Regions from separate parts of the Homo sapiens genome. Here region 2 is linked to region 1. The links are chromatin loops, found by intact Hi-C in ENCODE. Cell type or tissue: OCI-LY7. All regions are shown on one strand. Each heading gives the region's core, and the rest is flanking DNA. Links, peaks and the distances in the headings are about the cores only. Region 1 overlaps ZNF141 (zinc finger protein 141). Region 2 overlaps LOC105374336 (a long non-coding RNA gene).

Region 1 (2,916 bases), core at 315-2,814:
AGTTTACAGACAGCTCACTCACAGAAGCAGAGCCACCTAATTCACCAGCATCTAACCACTCACACCTGAAGGAGCCAAACTGAGCCCAGAAGAATGGCCCGGCTGAGCCCAGCCTAAATTTCTAACCAGCTCAATCCTGAGCTAGTATGTTTCGGGATTGTTATGCAGTTATAAGTTAGTAATATATACACCCATTAAAGACAGGATCTCAGGACAGATTGATCACAAATAACCTGCAAATGCTTGCCACCCTGTAAGTATTGATTTTCTTTTTTCCTTTATTTAAAGTTAGATTTGTTGTAAGATGATATTGAGTTACACAGAAGTTAGGCAGGAGAATAGGGTTTGGAGGCAGGGAACTTAAGGCCAATTCGTGCTGACTTCCTACAAGAAAAAACACCAAGGTCTGGGAGCAGGGAACCTAAAGCCAGTTAACGTGAACTTCCTACATCTAAACCAAAAGGAAAGACCTCATCTACACCCGAGTAGCAAAGGATCGAAGGCGACTGTCGCTACAACCCTCCCCCTTGTACCAGTTCTCTGATAGAAAAGGACAGTGCCTTGGAGTGGCCGTGGGCCAAGCACAGGCCATGCCTTCATCTGCATAGGGTACCAATTCGCCTCAACCTTTGATTAGCCAAGGACCAAATCCTTCATTCAGATAAGGGGTAGCTGATAGGAACCTCAAAAGGAGTACTTAAAACCCAGAAAACATTGTAACCGGGTCCTTGGGCGGCTTGCTGGGGCTCACACCCACCCTGTAGAGTGCTTTCTCACTTTAATAAAATCTTGCTTTTGCTATTCCCTTCCTGTTTTTCATTCCTTTGTGTGCTTTGTTCAATTTTTTTGTTCGAAATGTCAAGGACCTGGACAGTTCACACTCACGGCCTTCCTTCTGGTAACAGAAGTGCAGGTATATGTGGATGCATGTGATTGGTACTTAAACTCACACAGTGCCCCATACCACAGGAGAAAAACACACAGTTCCAGCCTGGCAATTAGGTCCAAAGATAAATAGCAAAACAAGAAGTTTGCCTTTAATCTATTCCCTCCACATCTAAACTCTGGAGGGCAAGGCTGTGAGGAGATCTGAAGACATGGTGCTCTCTCTTCCTGTGGACCCATCATTCCTTGTTTACCATCTGATATTTGAAAAGAAGAGGAACCCCTGAGAAAGGAGGCAGAGGCTGGTTAGGAAGATAGGGAGGGAAGGTCTTGGGAGATGAAAAACACCCACGGGACCACACCTGCACCACCCATGTAGCTAGCAGGAAGAAATGTGGTTAAGAACTTCCTCTTATGCCAGGGTGTTGATCAGAAGAGACTGTCCCACTTAGGCCCAGGTGTAATGAATCAACCTAAATGTCATTAACTTGACCCAGCTCCTTATAATGTTACTAACATGACATAAATATTTTGGTTTTAGCTTCACTCTTTCCACCTGCTGTCGGTTTTGCTTGGGCACTCATGGGTAATAACCAAGATGGAGTCACTGTGGTCAACTCCAGGCATGCACAGATACAACACCCTTAGCGGGGAAATTTACCCCTCCCATTTGGGCAGAACCCACAGAAGACTTCCTCGTTCTTGCCACATAAAAGACCCAGAACTCAGCCCCATTTCTGGCAACCTGCTTTCATGTCCCCTTTCTGCTGAGAGCTTTCCTTTTGCTTAATAAATCCTATTCTGCTTTATTCACTCTCTGATGTCTGTGTGCCTTATTCTTCCTGGCCATGGAACGAGAATCCACACCTGGCTGAACTGAGGATACCACGACACTGGCACCAAACCGCAACTGGGAGACCGTGGTCTTCACGTGGACGCTCTCAGCTTGCAGCCCCTGCTCTCTCTAGAGGCACTGTCCCACCCACCCTTGAGCCTGAGGAGAACAGTTGGTAGAGAGGCTGTTCCCTCACAGCAGAAAAGAAGTGTTCAGGCCCTCACTTCCCTGAGGGAAGAGAGCCCTCATGGCTGCACTCAGTGTGGCTGCCACCTGCCATATGTAGCTACTGGGTACCTGGAATATGGCTGGTTTGAGGTAAAATGTGCTGGAAACATAAAATACACAGTGAGTTTAGAAGAATGAGGTCAGAAATATACCTTATTTCTAATTATATATTGATCACATATTAAAACAATAATATTTGGGGTTTAAATTTTTTATTTTATTTATTTATTTATTTTGAGATGGACTCTTGCTCTGTCACCAGGCTGGAGTGCGGTGGCACGATCTTGTATCATTGCAACCTCCGCCTCCCGGGTTCAAGCAATTTTCCTGCCTCAGCCTTCCCAGTAGATGGGACTACAGGCACACGCCACCATGCCTAGCTAATTTTTTGTATTTTAGTAGAGACGGAGTTTCACCAGTTTGGCCATGATGGTCTCGATCACCTGACCACGTGATCCACATCAGCTTCCTAAAGTGCTGGGATTACAGCCGTGAGCCACTGGGCCCGGCCAATATTTTGGATACAATAGGTTAAAATTATCACAAACAATTTCACTTGCTTCTTTTTCTTAGTTTTGATGTGGCTAATAAAAAATTGAAAATTCACAAATAGCTAACATTTTATTTTTTAGAGGTTCGCTTTCCTCTTCAAATCTCAGGTATCCTACTCAAAAGACCACAGGCCAGAAAAGTTACGATATCTAAAATATTAAAATTATTATATTGTTTCCATTTGTGAACAAGTGTGTGTCTGTGTGCATGCGCGCGCGCGCGTGCGTGCACAAGGTTAAAAATGAACCATGTGCAGAGCCAGGCCTAGCACAGAGAGAAAGCCCTGACTCTAAGTGCCTGGAGGCACGAGTCTGTCACTCTTGCCTCAATTAGTATACTGTGTTTTCGCAATTTCTGTCACTCAAAGCCTGAGGGCGTGAAGCTTCGAGCCCTATCCAATCAGGCCGCTGGACTGA
Region 2 (2,916 bases), core at 268-2,767, 78 kb before region 1:
GTTCGGATGAGGCCTCCCCAGCCTTGGGACGCCCTGCCCCCACACTCACCATTTCCCCACTTCAGGGGTGTAGCGGAGTCTCAGCTACGAATCATCCAATACCCGCAGGTCACAGAGCGACGGAGGCTGAGGCTGTGACCGAATCACCGACGCCTCCCTGAGGGGTGAAAGCACGGCCGTGGAGACCCTAACCGAGCTCACGCTGGCGCAAAAGGCAAAAGCCGCGCCAGATCCCGGATGCCGCCCCCTCCTCTCCGGCTGCGCGCCTGATTGGGCAGTTCTCAATCCAGCGCTCTGATTGGATAAGATACCAAGCTCCCCACGCTCAGAATTTGAGTGACAGAACTTGCCACCACACAGTGCACTTAATGAGGCAAGAGAGACAGACTCGTGCCTCCAGGTATTTTCAGTCAGGGCTTTCTGTGCTAGGCTTGGCTCTGTTGGGGGTTCATTTTTAACCTTCTGGTGTGTAAGGTTACGCCCATTTATAAATTGTGTACGTACGCGCGCGCACACACACAGACACACACTTGTTCACAAATGGAAACAATATAATGACAATTATTTTAATATTTTAGATTTCATAACCTCTCTGTCCTCTGGTCTTTTGAGTAGGATTTTAAGGGGGAAGCAATCCTTTAAAAAATAAAATGTTAGCTATTTGTGAATTTTCAATTTTTTATTAGCCACATCAAAAATAATAAAAAGAAACAAGTGAAATTGTTTATATTTTAACCTATTGTATCCAAAATATTGTTTCAATATGTGATCAATATATAATTAGAAATAAAGTATATTTCTGATTTAATTCGTCTAAACTCACTGTGTATTTTATGTTTGCAGCACATTTTACCTCAAACCAGCCACATTCCAGGTACTCAGTAGCTACATATGTCTGGTGGCTGCCACATCGAGTACAGCCATGAGGGCTCTGACCTCAAGAAAGTGAGGGCCTGAACACGTCTTTTCTACTGGAAGTAAGGGACCAGCCTCTCTACCAACTTTTCTCCTCAGGATGAAGGATGGGTAGGACAGTGCCCCTAGAGAGAGCAGGGGCTGCAAGCTGAGAGTGTCCACGTGAAGATCACTGTCTCCCCCTTGCTGTTTGGTACCAGTGTGGTGGTCTCCTCAGTTCAACCACGTCTGGGCTCTCTTCCCATGACCAGGAAGAATAAGACATACAGACACCAGAGAGTGAGTAAAGCAGAATAGGATTTATTAAGCATAGGGAAAGCTCTCAGCAGTAAGAGGGGACATGAAAGCAGGGTGCCAGAAATGGGGCTGAGTTTATATGGCAAGAACAAGGAAGTCTTCTGTGGGCTCTGCCCAAATGGGAGGGGTAAAGTTCCCCTATAACAGTGTTGCATCTGAGCATGCCTGGGATTGACCACAGTGACTCCGTCTTGGTTATTACCCATGAGTGCCCAAGCGAAACCCACAGCAGGTGGAAAGGGTGAAGCTAAAACCAAAATACTTATGTCATGTTAGGTAACATTATAAGGAGCTGGGTCAAGTTAATGACATTTAGGTTGATTTATTACACCTGGGCCTAAGTGGGGACAGTCCCTTCTGATCAACATCCTGGCATAAGAGGAAGTTCTTAACCACATTTCTTCCCACTAGCTACAAGGGTGGTGCATGTGCGGTCCCATGGGTGTTTTTCCTCTCCAGAGACCCTCCCTCCCTATCTTCCTAACTAGCTTCTGACTGCCTCCTCTCTCAGGGGTTCCTCTTCCTTTTAAATATCAGACAGTAAACAAGGAATGATGGGTCCACAGGAAGAGAGAGCACCATGTATTCAGATCTCTTCACAGCCTTGCCCTCCAGAGTTTAGATGTGGAGGGAATAGATTAAAGGCAAATTTCTTGTTTTGCTATTTATCTTTGGACCTGTCAGGCTGTAACTGTGTGTTTTTCTCCTGTGGTGTGGGGCACTGTGTGAGTTTAAGCACCAATCACATGCATCCACTTCTACCTGCACTTCTGTTCCCAGAAGGAAGGCCGTGAGTGTGAGTTGTCCAGGTCCTTGATATTTTGAACAAAGAATTGAACAAAATGCAAAATGGAACGAAACACATGAAGGAAACAGCAAAAGCAGGGGTTTATTAAAGCAAGAAAGCACTCCACGGGATGGGTGTGAGCCCCAGCAAGCAGCTCAAGGACCCGGTTACAAAGTTATCTGGGTTTTAAGTACTCCTTTTGAGGTCCCTATCAGCTACCCCTTATCTGGATGAAAGATTTGGTCCGTGGCTAATCAAAGGCTGAGGTGAATTGGTACCCCATGCAGATGAAGGCATGGCCTGTGCTTGGCCCACGGCCACTCCAAGTCACTCTCCTTTTCTATCAGAGAACTGGTGCAAAGGAGAGGGTTGTAGCAACAGTCACCTTTGATCCTTTGCTACTCAGGTGTAGATGAGGTTTTCCTTTTGGTTTAGATGTAGGAAGTTCACGTTAATTGGCCTTAGGTTCCCTGCTCCCAGACCTTGGTGTTTCTTCTTTAGGAATTCAGCACGAATTGGCCTTAAGTTCCCTGCCTCCAGACCCTATTCTCTTGCCTCACTTCTATATAAGTCAATACCATCTTACAACAAATTTAACTTTAAATAAAGGAAACACAATATCAATACTTACAGGGTGCCAAGCATTTGCAGGTTATTTGTAATCAATCTGTCCTGGAATCCTGGAATCCTGTCTTTAATGGGTGTATATATTACTAAGCTATAACTGCATAACAATCCTGAAACATACTAGCTCAGGGTTGAGCTGGTTAGAAATTTAGGCTGGGCTTAGCTGGGCCATTCTTCTGGGCTCAGTTTGGCTCCTTCAGGTGTGAGTGGTCAGATGCTGGTGAATTAGGTGGCTCTGCTTCTGGGAGTGAGCTGTCTGTAAACTGGCGCACTTTGGCTTTCCTCAGCAT

Evidence for each region. Peaks named below come from ENCODE experiments on the same cell type or tissue, not always from the same donor. Only the 100,000 strongest peaks of a DNase experiment are listed, where the experiment ranks them.
Region 2: a loop joins it to region 1, with 6 times the contacts of the local background. A loop is called at or near these places in 1 of 110 quality-filtered maps.

The regions. Positions count from the first base shown.
Region 1 is chr4:383,171-386,086 of GRCh38, forward strand. It overlaps ZNF141 (zinc finger protein 141), which reads left to right. Exons shown (of 4, transcript NM_003441.4): 4 at 1-1,698. Among named protein-coding and RNA genes, the nearest start is that of MIR571, 34 kb to the left of the region's middle. In OCI-LY7, for the core only: no CTCF peak of the experiment used is centred there; a DNase peak (open chromatin) is centred at 1,371; H3K4me3 peaks cover 1,075 bases; H3K27ac peaks cover 2,347 bases.
Region 2 is chr4:305,259-308,174 of GRCh38, forward strand. It overlaps LOC105374336 (a long non-coding RNA gene), which reads right to left. Exons shown (of 2, transcript XR_925020.3): 2 at 2,077-2,916. It overlaps ZNF732 (zinc finger protein 732), which reads right to left and starts at 216. Exons shown (of 4, transcript NM_001137608.3): 1 at 50-216. The coding sequence starts at 52. In OCI-LY7, for the core only: no CTCF peak of the experiment used is centred there; a DNase peak (open chromatin) is centred at 1,473; H3K4me3 peaks cover 1,037 bases; H3K27ac peaks cover 1,823 bases.